2 separate regions of the Homo sapiens genome follow, and region 2 is linked to region 1. The links are chromatin loops, found by intact Hi-C in ENCODE. Cell type or tissue: ovary. All regions are shown on one strand.

Evidence for each region. Peaks named below come from ENCODE experiments on the same cell type or tissue, not always from the same donor. Only the 100,000 strongest peaks of a DNase experiment are listed, where the experiment ranks them.
Region 2: it touches region 1 in a loop (4-fold over the local background); 37 of 110 quality-filtered maps call a loop at or near these places.

What each region holds. Positions count from the first base shown.
Region 1 is chr16:55,756,267-55,764,266 of GRCh38, forward strand. It overlaps the pseudogene CES1P1. Among named protein-coding and RNA genes, the nearest start is that of CES1, 73 kb to the right of the region's middle. In ovary, no CTCF peak of the experiment used is centred here; a DNase peak (open chromatin) is centred at 4,355.
Region 2 is chr16:55,820,442-55,828,441 of GRCh38, forward strand. CES1 (carboxylesterase 1) reads right to left here. Exons shown (of 14, transcript NM_001025195.2): 3 at 5,710-5,854; 4 at 3,109-3,242; 5 at 927-1,080; 6 at 1-38. Among named protein-coding and RNA genes, the nearest start is that of CES1, 8.7 kb to the right of the region's middle. In ovary, no CTCF peak of the experiment used is centred here; no DNase peak of the experiment used is centred here.

The DNA of each region.
Region 1 (8,000 bases):
TTTAAAAAATGCAGTTACACATTTTCCATGCATACCTCTAATTTATGGCAGGTTATACAGGTCTTGCAGTTATGGAAATGGTATAAAGTCTCCTTTTTGAGTGAGCATGTTAAAGTAAAAAGAGTGCTTCATTTAAAGAAAACTGTTCATAGAAGTACAGACGATATGCTGATGAGGCAAAAAACCATGATATTAGTGTGAGAATAAGTGAGGTTCCAGAAACACTGCATATGTCCAGGCTGCAGTGGAGAATGTCGTAGAATCCTGGATTCATAGAGTGTGGAGCCACGGTGAAGGGTGCGTGAGAGAGCCCCTCCCCCATAGCCACCCCCTGCCTTTCCACAAGGAATTCCCAAATGTCACCCAGTGGATTCTCAGACTTCTGTCTCCCATTTCCGTGTTCTCCACCACAAAATCTACACCTGATCGATCCCACAGTTCAGAGACAAAGCTGAGTGAGGGGCTCAGCAGGACATGGGCTTGCTGTGCCCAATGCCTGCTCTAATATTAGCTTTCCATATATCTGCTGAGTAAACTGATGGAGGTGGAGAGGTTTGGGGGAGTTCATTTGAAGCCCCCAGATATGCCCCCTCTCCCAAGTCCTACCCCCTGCTTAGAAGTTAAGGCCAGTTCCTCAGATTTTACTTTCCACGTCATATAGTTCCACATGGGAAACCAGAGGGATTCCCCAGGGAAAAGCAATGACCTAAATCAACTGCCGCTTAAACAAGAGACGTACTGCTTACAGCTGAAGTGATGCAGGGGAGTTATATGTATTAAGCAAAAATGAGATCTACTGGAAGGCTTGGTAGGCTCCAGCTTCACCCATCACAATCTGCAGAATCATCATGAACCAGAAATGGGCAGTCCCAGGAGTGGCCAAAAAATTCTCTGTTTGCACAATTGGCTGGTGTCACAAGCAGGAGTGTGATTGCGCAGTGGTTCAGGAGAAGAACTAATCCTTACATCTTATATTTTGTGAATACAGCACCACAAAATCTTCATAGGCAAAGAGCCAGGACTGTTTCTCAGGTTGCAAAGGTCAGCTGACTAAGGCAACAGGGCAGGATGGTTAACAGGCACGTGCATGTGTGCACATGTGTGTGCGTGTGTGTGTTGTGCTGAGTGAGTGGGACTAGCTTTGCTTTCTACTTAGGAGGACCACCCAGATTGTCCCTTGTGGATAGAGATAGGGATGCTTTTTATTAGCATGCAGTTTATCAACCAGGTTTCTGTCCTGGATAAAAGTAAGGGAGGAACCCTAAGCTCAGGTCAACTTTTGTAGAGTCGGTTAGTTCTGGGGACTGATTCTCATGCTGTCAGAGCATCCTCATTCCCATCACAGAATGCCCCTCACCAGCCTGCACGTGGCTAGAATGAGTGCTAATGAGCATCCCTTTTTGAATTTGGGTCTCCAGAAGCTTCATTTCAGATACAACTCACGGCCTTGGGCAAGAATCCATTAGCAGGTCTGGGACTGTCATGTGCTTTATGGCTGCTCGTTGCCCAATCTTTCCTGATGTCAATCGTGGTCTGGACTGGACAAGGGCAGGCTTGCCAAGTGACATTGGGAAAGTAGAACATGGCTCCCCAAGTACCTGGTACCTGGCTCTCATCTTCCTCTCTTTTTCTTTCTTTTCTTTTCTTTTCTTTCTTTCTTTTTCTTTCTTTCCCTTTCTCCTCTTCCTCCTCTTCCTCCTCCTCCTTCTTAGTCTTCTTCTTCCTTCTTTCTTCTTCTTTCTTCCGTCTTTCTTTCTTTCCTCTTCTTCTTCTTTCTTCCTCCTTCTCCTCCTCTTCTTCCTCTTTTTCTTCTTCCTCTTTTTCTTCTTCTCCTTCCTCTTTTTCTTCTTCTTCCTTTCTCCTTATTCTTGTAGAGATAGGGTCTTACTATGTTTCCCAGGTTGGTCTTGAACTCCTCTCTCAAGCAATCCCCCCACCTTGGCCTCCCAAAGTGCTAGGATTACCAAGCAGGAAGGGTTGCCACAGTGCCCAGCCTCCCCTGGCTATTTCTATCCCTTCAGCCCTACCATGCTCAGCCTGGGTCAATGAGCTGACAAGGCAATTTGCCTTAGATAAGGCTACTGATTAGAATATCTTCCTGATGTATAAAAGCAAGAGAAATGGCTGCCAGCCACACTGTGCTGGAAGGCAGAAACCTCAAGTACTGGTTCTGACTTTGCCACTGAGTTGCTGTGTGGCCTTAGGCAAACCCTCCCCATCTCTGGGCCTTAGTTTCTTTTGGGAATAAATAACGGAATTGAGTTGAGCCTATGTATTAGTCTACTTAGGCTGCCAGAAGAAAATATCACAGACTGGGTGGCTTAAACAACAGAAATCAATTTAAGATTGTGAGACAGCATTAATCTCATGGGGTTATTTTGAGAACTGAGACTGAGTTCCTGCATACAAAACTCTCGGCATAGTGTTTGCCACACAGTAAGCTCTCAGTAAATATTTGTCAATGAATGTATGAAGAAATAAAAGTGGAAAATGCAAATAAGTAAAAACACTGACAAGATTACAGCCAGGAAATGGCTGTTGTAATTCTAATTAGCTATATAGCCTTCCAATATTTTCCCATGCAAATAAAGACATATGTTACTACCAAAACGGGACCATATTATACCTATCTAGATTTTCAAAAATATTTCATTATTTTATTGAAATATAAGTCACATGTCATAAAGTTTACCTTTTTAAAGTGTACAATCTAGTGGTGTTTAGTATATTCCCAAAGTTGCACTAACATCATCACTATTTAATCCCAGGACATTTTTACCACCCCCAAGATAAAACTCATGCCCATTAGCAGTTATTCCTCATCCCCGTCTCTTTCCCCTTCCCCAGACCCTGTCAAACACTTTCTGTCTCCGTAGATTTGACTATTCTGGAAATTACACATAAAAAGCATCATATGACATGTGGCCTTTTGTGGCTGGCTTCTTTCCTTTACCATAATGATTTCCAGCTTCATCTACATTGTAGCATGTTCTTCTTATGGCTGGATGATATGCCTCTGCACGAATACACCACACTTTATTTACACATTCATCAGGTCATGGACATGTGGGTTGTGCCCACTTTTTGACTAGGATGAATGACACTGCTCTTTGTGTACAAGTTTTTTATGGACATGCTTTCAGTTCTGTTCGGTAGACACCTAGGAGGGGAATTGCTGGGTCATATGGAAACTCTATGTTGAATTTTTGGAGGAACTGCCTACACCGCACAACAGTTTATAACCTGTTATTTTTTCCTTTCACAACGCATCCTGTCTTCATTGTTAATAAGTAGCTGTGCACATCACTATTTTGAGTGAATACATCATATTTCCTTAGCCAGCGGTATCACAGTGTGTTTAGTGAATTCCCTATTGTTGGACATTTAATAATCCCATGAAAGAGGTTTGAGTGACTTCCTTGTGTCCCCAGCAGCTTGTAAATGACAGTTTTCCAGGTGTGCCCAGAGCACTCTGTATCCCCTTAATTTGGTGATTTCACATTGCCTTGACATCACACCTACTGCTCCTCCACCCTATATGTGTTGTCTACAATGGTGAACCCCTTGAGAAGCTGAACCATGTCTTGAATTGACCTTTGTATCCATTATACATGGCCAGGTGCCTGGCATTTTGGTAAATGTTCACAGAATGGATGGGTACATGAATGGATGGATGATTAAAGCCAGGAGCTATTGAGAGATGGAATCATTTTTACATTCTGTCCAAAAATTCCTGCTTTGGAAGGTAGTGATTTACCTGAGATTGGAAGTGTGTGAGAAGGCTTGGCTAGTTGGCAGGATACTGTGAAGCTAATTCAGGCATCAGAAAGTGGACTGGATAAAATTTAGGATCGCTTCCAAGCTTGAAATCCTGGAACGCTATGAAACACAAGCCCTGGGAGCTGAGATATGTCCTAACTTACCCAGCTGAGCTGTGAGGTGTGAGTGGCTCTAACATTTTCCAGTTGTTTCTGAGGACCTCAGATCAAAGCTTCCCTTTGCCTAAAAGCATCTGCCTGCTGGTGCGGGCCTTTGGGGGCCCTCAGAGAGCACTAAGGTTAGAGTCCTGCAAGGGTGACACCGTTATGCCACAAGCAGTTGGGCGAGTTTACAGCTCTCTGTAATCTGAGAGTAGAGTCCAGATTGGTTTGATGAAAGAGGGTAAACTGTGAGTGGGCGTGGCTTGAGGCCCCACTGGAAGCCCAGGGAGATCTGGGGAAAGGGAGGGCTTTTCTGATCTCTCCCAATTAGAGGATTAGGCAATTGGCAGTGCAGGGCGGTAACTGGGGGCCAGGGTGGCGCCAGGGCTGGACAGCACAGTCCCTCTGAGCTGCACGGAGACCTCGCAGGCCCCCGGAACTGTCGCCCTTCCAGGATGTGGCTCCCTGCTCTTGTCCTGGCCACTCTCGCTGCTTCCGCGGCTTGGGGTGAGTCCTTCTGAAGTCAAATATGCGGGGCACTTTTTGAAATCCTTGTTCTGGGCCGAACTGGGCGCAGATGCGTAGAAAGGCAAAGACACAAAAGGTCCGGCTCCGTGGCGGGGCGCGACCTCCGTACTTGGAATTGGACTTGGAGCAGCTGAGCCCAGCCAGCCTGGCCCGCGCGGAGACACAGGGAGGGTGAACATGCTGAGACCGCCCTGCACTGCTTGCCCCAAGAAGGCCGGCAGCCGGCCCACCTCACTCCGCACACAAGAGAAATTTAGGCAGCTCAGTTTATTGTCCCATAATTCGTCCCGTTATGGCTCGATAACGGATAGCGGCTCAGGAGAATATTAAGAGCATCGACTCTGGAGCCAGAGTGCCTGGGTTCGAGTCCCCGCTGGGCGCTTCCTCGCTGTGTGTACTTAGGCAAGAGACTGAGCTATTCTGTGCTTGGGTTACCCCCTCTCTGAAACAGAGGTGGCAGTGCTACCTACCTCACTGGGCTTTGGTGAGGAGGAAATGGGTGGTTGTTTCTAAAGCACTCTTGGAAGCGCCTGGTATGTAGAAAGCATGAAAAAGGGGTGGATAAATTTAAAGGCGCTGTTTAAAAATGTAGTGTATGAATAGAAAATTCGAGCTGTGGTCAGGCCACTATATCAGGACCTCTTGCCATTAAAAAGACAGTTTCTTACTCATGTTCTCAACAGGAGGGGGACACCAGTGCGCGGGGCACAAGGGGAAGCAGCAGAGCCTGGGGAGGGGACAGGGCGGATCTGAGGCCAAGGGGCTTTTACTGTGGCTTCCAAGGATAGAAGAGGAAAGGCAGGGCAGGCAGGCTGAGGACTGGCAAGTTGGGATACTTCAGGGGCTCTGGGGCACAGGGGCTGTTCCTAATTGTTTTGTACCTAGCCCTGGCATGATTAGGGCAGGTGGGTAGTGGCCAGGGCATGGCAACCCGATCAAAGAGGCGGTTGGAGTGTGGGCTCCAGGTTGGCTGGACCCTGAGAGGGAGTTTCTCCAAGGTCAACAAGGCCTCAGATGCCAGAGCATCAGAATACAGAAAACAAAACACATGGTACATAGAGGGGTGCAGCGAGGGGCCTCGAAATACCCCCATGCCATTTTATAGACATAGAAACTGAAACTCACACAGGGAAATGTACTTGCCCAGGGTCAACCCGAAAATCACGCCTAGGTCTGTCTCTGGGTCCTGAATCCTGACAGCCCAGCCCCGTCTGCATCCTGTCTTCCTTCTGGCAGCCTGACACTGCGAGAGCTCTGGAACTGTGGGGAAGGGCAGAGGAAGAGAGGAAGCCTATTTGGAACTGAATGTTCCTTTACCTCTGGTTACTCCTGGCAATGCCATCCATTTCCTTCCTTAGGAAGACCATACAGGCTGCCTCCACTTCCTCAGTTTCCTCCTCTGTAAAATGGGCATGTTGATGCCTACCCAGCAAGGCTTATTTGAAGATTAATTTAAAAAACTGGAATGCATGCCTGGCACATAGTAGGTGCCCACCATGTTCGTGCTTCATATAACATCAGCAGCAACTGGTCTTGTTCTCACACTTGTTTCTGCCTCCCCCCATTCACCCACTTTTTCACCCTTGGCAATCTGGCTGCCATCCACCTCATCCTGTTGAAGGGAATCCCTGAGCTGAGCATGACCAGCCCAGTGGTTTCTTCTCTGACTTGACTCTCCTCCACCTCCCTGAAGTCCTCAGCAATCTTAGTTGGTTCCTTGCCCTCTTCCTCCCTGGGCTTCCAGGACGTGGGAACGTTCTCTCCCTGCTACTCTGATGGATCTTTCGTCTTGGCTGTAGTGGTCCCTGTGTTTGATCTTTGTTTTTTTCTCTTCCCTCTCACACTGGCATCTTCAATGAAGCCATACAAATCCATGGTGTGTATGCTCACTGTCTAGGAGAACATTCTGCCCTGCTCCCCCACCAGGCTTCCTTCCAGCCTTGAAGTGCACTCGTCCTGTGGCGTCATCTTGCCATGATATCCCACTGACATCTCCACCGAGCCTATGTAAACAGGGATCCAACATCACAAGCCAGGTCTTTGATCTTCTTTCCCTTCCATTTCCCCCCACGTCTAGTCAGGGACAGAGTCTTTTTCTTTTCTTTTCTTTTCTTTCCCTTCCTCCCTCGCTCCTGCTTGCATGCCTGCCTGCCTGCCTTCCTTCCATCCTTCCTTCCTTCCTTCCTTCCTTCCTTCCTTCCTTCCTTCCTTCCTTCCTTCCTTCCTTCTTTCCTTTCCTTCTTTCCTTCTTCTCTGTCTCCAGAGGAGCCAGGATTACAGGCTCATGCTACCACGCCCAGCTAATTTTTGTATTTTCAGTAGAGAGGGGTTTTTACCATGTTGGCCAGGCTGGTCTTGAACTCCTAACCTCAAATGATCTGCCTGCCTTGGCCTTCCAAAGTGCTGGGATTACAGGTGAGCCACTGTGCCTGGTCTCCAAGTCTTTCAAAATACCTTTTAGACATCATCATATTTCTACATATTTTTTTCTTTTTTTATTTAAAATTTTAAAATAGTTAAGATCGGTTGGGAAGATTTCAGGTGAAGACCAGAAATCCCATACAGTGCTGAAAAGGTGGAAATCACCAAGAAAACAGGCCACATGTAATGCCACCACCCATTGCTATGTCGATAAACATGCTTCCAAGGAAGTTCATCTCAGTATTGTTTGTAATTAGCAACAACAAAAGAAAAGAAGCTAAATATTGACATTGCAGTGTTGGCTATTAATAAGATGAGACATGGATGCTGTTGTGTAACTGGGCTTTGCATAAGGAGTTTCCATTGTGATTGGATATTCCCCTCTAAGACCAAATCTGAATTGTTCTGTTCTGTTCTAGCCCCACACTTTGAGGGAGGTGTTAACATCTTGTCTTTATCCAAAGCAGAGCAGCTGGGAGGACAAGAGGCTGGAAATCATTTCCTAGGAGGGAAGCTCAGACAAACTGAGGTGACTGGAGCCAGATAGGACCTGAGGGGTGGGCAGCAAGATCAAGTGTCTGAAAGGCCACAGGCTGCAGATCAGATCAGGCCAGTATAGTCCCATGACAGGTAGAACCAGAACTGATGCGGAGGCTGTGGGAAATGAATTTCAGCTCAGTGAGGAAACATTGTCTGTGCTGAAAGAATGGAGCAGACCTGCCCAGGGCCACCAGAAGAATCTTCCTTGACCTGATCACATCCTTTATCTGGAACGGTTCCTGCTGCTTATTTGTCTGTAAAGAAAACTCAAGCGCTTAGCCTGGCATTCTAAGCCCTCCCTGACATGCGCGGTCTCATTCCAGGAATATTTTCCACTCCCCCCAGACTCCACCTGGTGCATGTGGGCCATGCCCCCTTCCCCAGGCAGGCTCTGCATTCTGCTGCTCTGAGCCTCAGCAAATTCCCTTCTCTCTGCTGTGTACCACTCTCTGCTTCTCATCTCCCCTCATTCAATCCTCCTCTACTGCAAGTCCCAGCTCCTCCATGATGCCCGCAATCAGAAGGCCTTGCCCCCTCTTCTAATTCCTAGACTGCGTTATGGGTACCTCTCCCAGGACACGGCCACTTCCT
Region 2 (8,000 bases), 64 kb after region 1:
GCCCGGTGGAAGAGGTTCTTGGCCAATGGAGACAAAACCTGACAGCAGAGTGGAGGGGAGGAGAGTTCATGCTCAGGAGTGGGGTCAGTGACTCACTCGCTATTCCAGGCTAGATCTACTCCACTATAAAACCAACACGGGACTGAGGAATCCAGTAGTGGGCTGACCCTCTGCCCACCTCAAGGAGGTGGAAGTCTTCCTACAGCTCCCAGCACCTCTCATCTGGGTTTTCATCCCAGATCCCCCAGTGTCTCCTGAACCCAATCCCCAATCCCAGCAGGACCCCTCACACCCAAGGTTGTGTCTATGACCCACAACCCCTGCCCCATCCCTCCCTATCCGCGGCTCCATCCCTCCTTCCTCTGCCTGCCTCCCCTAGCCCACTGGACCCCACAGTCACAAAGACTGTCGCCTCCTTCTTGGGCATGGACAAGCCATCAGACCACCCCAGAGGAATTCCCAGCCTGCTCAGTGTCCATGTCCCCTCCACATGTAGGTCTGGTTTAGCCAAACAATGACCTCTGTCCACCTCTTCTCTCTGCCTGCCCTTACTCATAATTTATGCCTATTCCTACTTCCCAAGAGAAGGGATGTGAGTCCTTATGTTAAAATGAGTGTGAAGGAGAGAGAGAAAGAGAGAGAGAGAGAGAGAGCTCAACCAAGCTGGAAGAGGAGAATGCCACCATTGCAGGCTGCAACTGGAGATTCATATGGCCCCAGGACACTAAGCTGAGCTCTGAGCTTCCTGGGGGCCAAGGAGAGCTGGTCTTTAGCTTTCTACCCCCTGATGCTGGGCTGTGAGTAGGGCCAGTCCTGAATTCAGGTATTGTAATCAGAGGTATCCATAGCTGGATTGACAGGTGTCCAAGAGGTCTCATCAGCATCACATCAAGCGTGGGGTTGGGCCTGGTGACAGGAAAACTCACAAGAACAGAGACACTTTCTCCTCCCGCTGACTCTCCAAAGATGGTCACAGAGCCTGGGTTCCCTCCAAAGCTGGCAATGTTGTCCTGGACCCAGCGCAGGGCAGCCACCTGGTCCAGGTGACCCCAGTTCCCCCGGCTGTGTTCATCCCCTGTGCTGTGAGGAAGAGAACAGGTTGAGGGTGGGGAGCAGAGATGTCATGCAGGACCTTCAGGACCACAGATGGGGCTAGGGGTTCTCAGTGAACCCTTAAGAATAAGGCTGGGCTTCAGCATCTCTGAGACCCTGCTTTCATTAGTACAGCATTGTGGTGATGTATGGTTCTACATTCACACAACTGGCAACTATTTACTGAGCATCTACTGTATGCCTGACGCTGTCTTATGAGCTAGAGCACATCTGAGAGCAAAACAGGCAAAACCTGTGATGACACTGAATTCCCACTACAGATCACAAGCAGATAAACAGATACATAGAGAGAATATAATGATGTCAGGTAGTCAAAGTGCACTGAGGTAAATACAATGGAGTAAGGAAAAAAACAGGAGTGGGACAGGGGGTGCCATTTCAGATCCCAATCAGGGAAGGCTTTTTGGAGGCAGTGACATTTGAGGTTTTGGAGGCAAAGACCTTCATAAAACAAGCACAATGAGCACATGAACCTTGTAAATATCCAAAGAAAGGAATTCCAGGCAGAAGAAAAAGCAAGTGCAAAGGGCCTGGGGCCCAGTGAAAGAAAGTGTGAGTCAGGAGGTGCAGCTAGAGAGGGCCCTGGGGCCTGGCAAGAACTTCGGCTGTCATGGTAAGGAGCATGGGAAGCCCCTGCAGGGTTTTGTGCAGAGGCATCGCATGATTCAATGCATGTGTTAAGTGATCACTCTGGCTACTGTGCAACTCAGCTTTATATAAAAGTGGCAGGGATCTGAAAGTGTTAAAGATCATAATCAAGGTGACAGACAGAGAGCTTTGGCTGGGCTAGGAGCCAGGGAAGAGGTGCAAAGTAGGGGACTCTGAGTGGATTCTGAAGGCGCAGCCAAGAGGGTTGTGAGAAAAGAGACAGTCCGGGCTGTCCACAAGGCCTTCTCCTGAGCCCAAGGGAGGATGTGGCAGCAGAAGCTGAGTGGAGGCGTGGTGGGAGGAGAAGGGGGTCTCTGTTGGGGAGGGGCAGTGGGAGTCAAGGATTCAACTTGTCCCTGGGAAGAGTGGGGCACCCTTTAGACAGCCAGGGGTGGGGAGGAGGGAGTGAGTGATGCCTGTGGGCTTCAAAGGTGAGGTGGGCTGGAAACAGGGGCTCTGGCTGCTCCCTGGGATCACTGGGAATTAGTAAGGAGGGAGAGGGAGACAAGAGAGGCCTGTGGACAGGGAGGAGGGAGGACCAGGAAAGGGGCTGGGAAGGAAGCATGTCACAGAGGCTGAGTGGCCATCTGCTGCTGCTGGGAAGTCCTGAGAGGTTGGGTGGAGAGCAGGGGGAGGTCATTGATGACCGCAATGAGACCAACTGAGTGGCGTGTTCAGGAAGAAACCTGACTGGCATGGATGGAGGAGAACCTTAGAAAAGGTTCATAGCAGTTGCGCCTTGAAGGAGATCTGACTCCTGTCCCCATGGAGACCTGATGGGAAGACTCCATCCTTGCTTCCCACACTTGCCAAATTTCAAGCAGAAAATGAGCTGAGTGGGTCCCAACACTCCCACAGGAAGGGGTCAGATGCTCCCACACCCCACCATCTGCAGCCCCCATTCCTTCACCCACAACATGCCCTGAGCTCCCTCTGTGACTCTGCCCCTTCCCTCCTTTCCATGAGAAGTCAGATGTGTCAACCTTCACCTGCTGGGCTGACTGCTAAGTGTCATGACAGAGAAAAGCAATGTGCTGGAGAAACATAGGTGAAGAGGAGATGAGTCTTTCAGTGGAGGTAACTGGGGGCTGGGTCTTGCAGGATGAAGAGGTGTTCTTCGGATAGAATAAGCATTCCAGGCAGAGGGAACAGCACATGCAAAAGCTCAGAGGCAAGTGGATGAGTGGCTGGGTAGTGAGAGGGTAGGTAGTGTCCAATTACGAAGGGGCTTGGATGCCTTACTGTGGAACCTAGCTAAGCTCCCCTGAGGGCTGGCATGACAAGAGCTGGGTCCTAGCATCCTCGTTCTGGGGGCCAAAGTGCAGTGAGGAGAGTCCGATTTCTTACCTGAAGAATCCCCAGATGCCCAGGCGATATTGAATGGTCACCACCACCACGTTTTCATGGGCAGCAAGGGCCAGCCCATCATAGGTTGATGCCGCACCCACCATCAGCCCCCCTCCGTGGATCCACACCATCACCTGGGCAGAGAGGAAGCAACATACCAGTTACAGGACACAGAGCCAGGGAGCACTCAGAAGATGTCTTGTTTGGTGACCTACCTGTTGGTTACAACTGAAGGAGGATGCTATCCAAAGTTCACCAGCTCCCAGCAACTTTGCAAAAGGCAATCTCTCTCCTGCATAATTCTCCCAACTGGGACCCAAGCCACCACCCTACTGCACATACCCTGGCTGTCCCTTCCTTTCTACCCAGCCTCCAGTGCCTCCTCCCCGAAAGGCTCTTGATGCTGAGAACATCATCATGGGCATAGCAAAGGCTAAGGATGTCCTCTTCGGGAGGACACTCCCATCACCCTCAAGCCTAGACTATTCATGCACTCAGCGTACCCATGGGGCAGCCCTTGTATCTCAGCTTCATCTCAGTTAACTATCTCTTGGTGAAGTAAACTTCTCTGTGCATGAATGATTGTCTCGAGAAGCACACGTGCCTGTGATGGTGTCTCTTCCTCAAATGCCTCCTTATGCCTCTGCATCCCCAAATCCTATCCACCCTGCAGAACCCAGCCTAAAACCCACCCACTTCAGGATGCCTTCAGTCAATGGACTAACACTGTCGAGAACTTAGCATGTGCCAGGGACTCTGCTAATACTGGAGGATGAGAGTGGATACAATTCCTCATGCATGATTCTTGCATTTTAAAAGTCCACATAGTGGGGAAGAAGTGAGAGTGGCTAAAATAATGATATTGTAATAATATTATTCATGAAATATAAAAGAACTCGTAACATAAACTATGTCCCAAGTGCTGTTCTAAGCACAGTAAAATAAACTATACATTGGGTAGGTACTAATAATGTCCCATTATCCAGGTGGGAAAATGGAGGCACTTAACCTGCCCAAGGTCCTACAACTCAAAAGTGGTAGCAGCAGGACTTTAACCCAGGCAGTCTGCCTCCAGAGTCCACATGTTGAGCTGCCCAGCACACTGCAGGCGCCGGCCACAGTGCAGTGAGTCCACTGTTAGGGCAGGGGTATGAGCCTGCCTCTGCCTTTTTAGCCAGGGACTGAGATCACGCTTAGTGGTCACCCTTGACTGATCATATGTGATGATTCCCATTTTGAGGAAACAGAGGCTTAGAGAAGTTAAGAAACTCCCAAGTCTCTCAGCTAGTCAAAAGCAGAACCAGGATTTAAACCCAGACCGTGTAGTTCTAGAGCCTGTGGCCATTCCTGGAGGTTCTCCTGACTCCAGGTTCCCAGAGCCCTTGTTTCTCCCACAACTCTAATCCCTGCCTGCCTCCTGGGGAGGGATTGAGTGTGCATTCATCTTTGTGTGAAGACTGAGCCTGAGGGCTGGCCTGCAATAAAGTGCTGAAGGGAGGATATGTCTCTACAGCCCAGAAGGCAAGATCCTTGAAGGCAGGGGCTGTGTGGAGTGGATTCATGTTCCTCCTTTCCCTGAAGCCCCAGGTCTAACTGTGTATATGGGGCACTGAGTACACAATAGAAGAATGAATGAATGAATGAATGAATGAATGAATGAATGAGTAAACCTTTCTCTCACTTCCTGTGTCTCACAAAGCACATGTAGGACCAACTTCTAGTTCCACGTTCGCAGACCTGCTCCCCCACTCCTAGGCACCATGCCACGGTGCCCCTGGGAGACTGGCTAGACACAACACCCCTTGTTTTTTCACCCTGGGTGCCTCCTTTGCCAGCAGACCCTCCCCACCCTCCAACCTGCAGCTGGCGGGCTGCCCCATGTCCTGCCCTTCATTTATTTGGGAAATTCTGACTCACTGGGTCATCAGCCTTTGCCAAGACAATTAGGGAGGGAAATTAGGTACAAAAAGAAATCCCAGCTATTTGGCCAAAGGCAAAAGGAAGAGCTTCTGGGATTGTCCAGGCTCCGCCCCCAACATCCGTACCTGGACAGTGAAAGTTACCCCAGATGAATGTTGCTGTGCTGGAGAAAGGCCACATACAAGCTCAATGCCCTACTCCATGTCAAAAGCACTGATGTGAAGATCAGAAGACTTGAGCCAAAACTACCCTACTGGGTGACCTCCCCTTCCCTGTCTGGGCCTCAGTTTCTCTATTTGAAAAGGAAGAGTTGGGGTGTTGGCTTTTCTCTAAGTTCTTTCCACCACTAACATTGAAAATCATGTCTTACCCAATCTTGGTATCAGATTTTTAATCTAGTAACTAAAAGTAATCATTCTCATCCTTCTATTAGCATGAGGGAACTTGGAACAATTAAGATGTTCATTAAAGATGCAAAACAAACTCCCCCAGAGTGCCTATGTCACGAGGGTAAACTGATGTGTGGAAAACCAGTGTTTCCTGTGGAGGCCCTGGGGTCTCTGAAACAATCCTGGCCTGTGCAGCTCCCTCCCCAAGCTGCCTTCACTCCCTTCCATTCTGCCCCAGAAGATGCGGGGTACTGGCACTGACACGCCTTGACCAGGGGGTCCCACAACTTACCGGCAGCCTGTTTTTCTTGGTCAAGTCAGCAGGAGTGTAAATATTGAGGTAAAGACAGTCTTCAGAAAGCTTGAGAGGAATGTTCTCCTTTCGGTTTGTAAATAGCTCTGAGAGTAACTGCCCCGCCTTGGGATCTTGGGTGCACCTGGGGAGGGGGAAAGAAGAACCCCTGAAGTTCAGCCAGATCTAAGCGAGGTGTTTTCTACGGCAGCGCCTTGGACTGGGAGGTTTAAGCCTGGAAATGGACTTGATAGTTACAGACTCACGACATTGTAGTGGGTAGGAGGCTATCAGGGGCTTCAGGTGGGGGCGCTGGGACTCACTAAGGTCTCCTAAGACCAAGCAGAGTGAGAAGGGCTTCACACCTCTTCCCTTTCCAGAGCCTTTGGAACTCCCAGCATCAAGGAGGGGAGACCACTAATACACTGATCCTCCCTGGGAGGTGACATTTCTCACAATAGCTCAGGGGTGATATCTTTGTGGGACAACATCAGGAGAATTGTGCTCTAGTTTTGTCTCTCCCATGCATTTATGGGGTGACCTTGGGTGAATTCCTTTTACACTCTGCGTCCCAATCCGCCAGGTCTAAGTGAGCGGAGTGATTTCTACATGAGTCTTGCAGCCCTGACATGCCAAGATTCTACCACCTGCCTCTCCCAGGCAGTTGCTGTTGTGTTGCCCTGATGAAAGATCTCAAGGATGCAACATAGATGAACACTGGTAATAGTTATTTAGTTCTCCCAGTGTTCCAGGCACTGTTTTAAGTACCTTTTGTATATTAACTCATTTAAGCCTCAGACTAGTCCCATTAGGTAGGTTCTATTATCTCCATTTTACAGATGAGAAAACTGAAGCCTAGGCAGGTTAGAGAACCTGACCAAGGTTACATAGCCAGGTAGATCCATGCCATGTGGTGCTTATACACAAGTATATTATAAGCAACAGTCCCAGACCTCAATGTACCAAAAGGCAGTCATCACCGCCCCCACTAGGTACATGAGGAAACTGAGGCACTCAGACTCTGGGATGACACAGCTCTCAAGTGACAGAATCAGAGCCAGCAAAGATGACTTCTTGATTCCATCCTGGGAAATTTTCCTAAGATCACCAAGTGCAAGAGGAATAACAATAATAATAATAATAATAATAATAATAATACATTCCAATGTGAAGAAAGGAAAAAAGAACTCACTGGTCTTCAGATAAATGCAAATTAAAGAGGAAAATAATATTGCTGGTATTGTTATTATTATTTTGCCTATACAATAGCCAAAAATATTTTTAATAATCCCAAGCATTGCCAAGAGTCTGCCAAATGGAGATGTTCATACGTCAATGGGAGGAGTGTAGTTGGAATATTTTGGGAGGGAAATCAAACAAGAAATATATACTCTTTGACTCAGAAATGTCATTTCTGAGAAGTTATCCTAAACTATTCATGAATGTGCATAAATGTTTCACATTCATGATGTTATATTATTAAAAACATCATATATAACTTAATGACCCCAAATAAAAGCTTGGGGAAATTAATTATGGTTCAATACCCAATGTAATGCAGCTTTTAATACCAGGCTGTGCTATTTAATGGCATGGAATTATGCTCATGATATACTTATAAATGAGCAAAGCAGGCATCCAAATTATCTCAATATAGCATTCCCTTTTAAAGAAAGAAAGTATATCAACAGGCAAAAAAACTGGAATACAAACAATATATTACATCATAATACTTTACCATCTAAAATACTGATAGTTGTTCTCTCTGGGTGGTGGAATATTGTATGTGATCTTAATTTTCTTACTTTCCTTTCTCTGTATTTCCTAAATTTTCTGTAATAAGTATATATTACATTTGCACTCAGAAAATAAAAACAGTAAACATTATTTTTTAAAAAAGGGAAGAAAAGAAGGCGGCCACTGGTGGGCTGCTGGAAAGCCTCCGAACACCTGGCTGCTGAGATGAGCAGGGTCTGCTCTGATGTCTGTAGGGTCCTTCCTACCCTGGGGAGTGATGGTGAGGCCAATTAGAACCTTTGGGCTTTTCTTCCCAGCTTGGCCAGGGTGAATGGACACACCTTCCATTGTTCTCCTCAGGAATAGGCACACCTGAGAGTTGAGCACTTGCCGAGTGGACACCTCAGTACACTTGCCACCCACACACCTCCTGGCCCACTCCTCTCCCCGACTATGTCAAAATTCAAGACAGCAGAATTCATGGGATCCTTCCTTCTGATCTCCCTCACCTGCTTAACTGCTTCTTTGTTTCCAAGGCACTTTTCCTGTTCTAT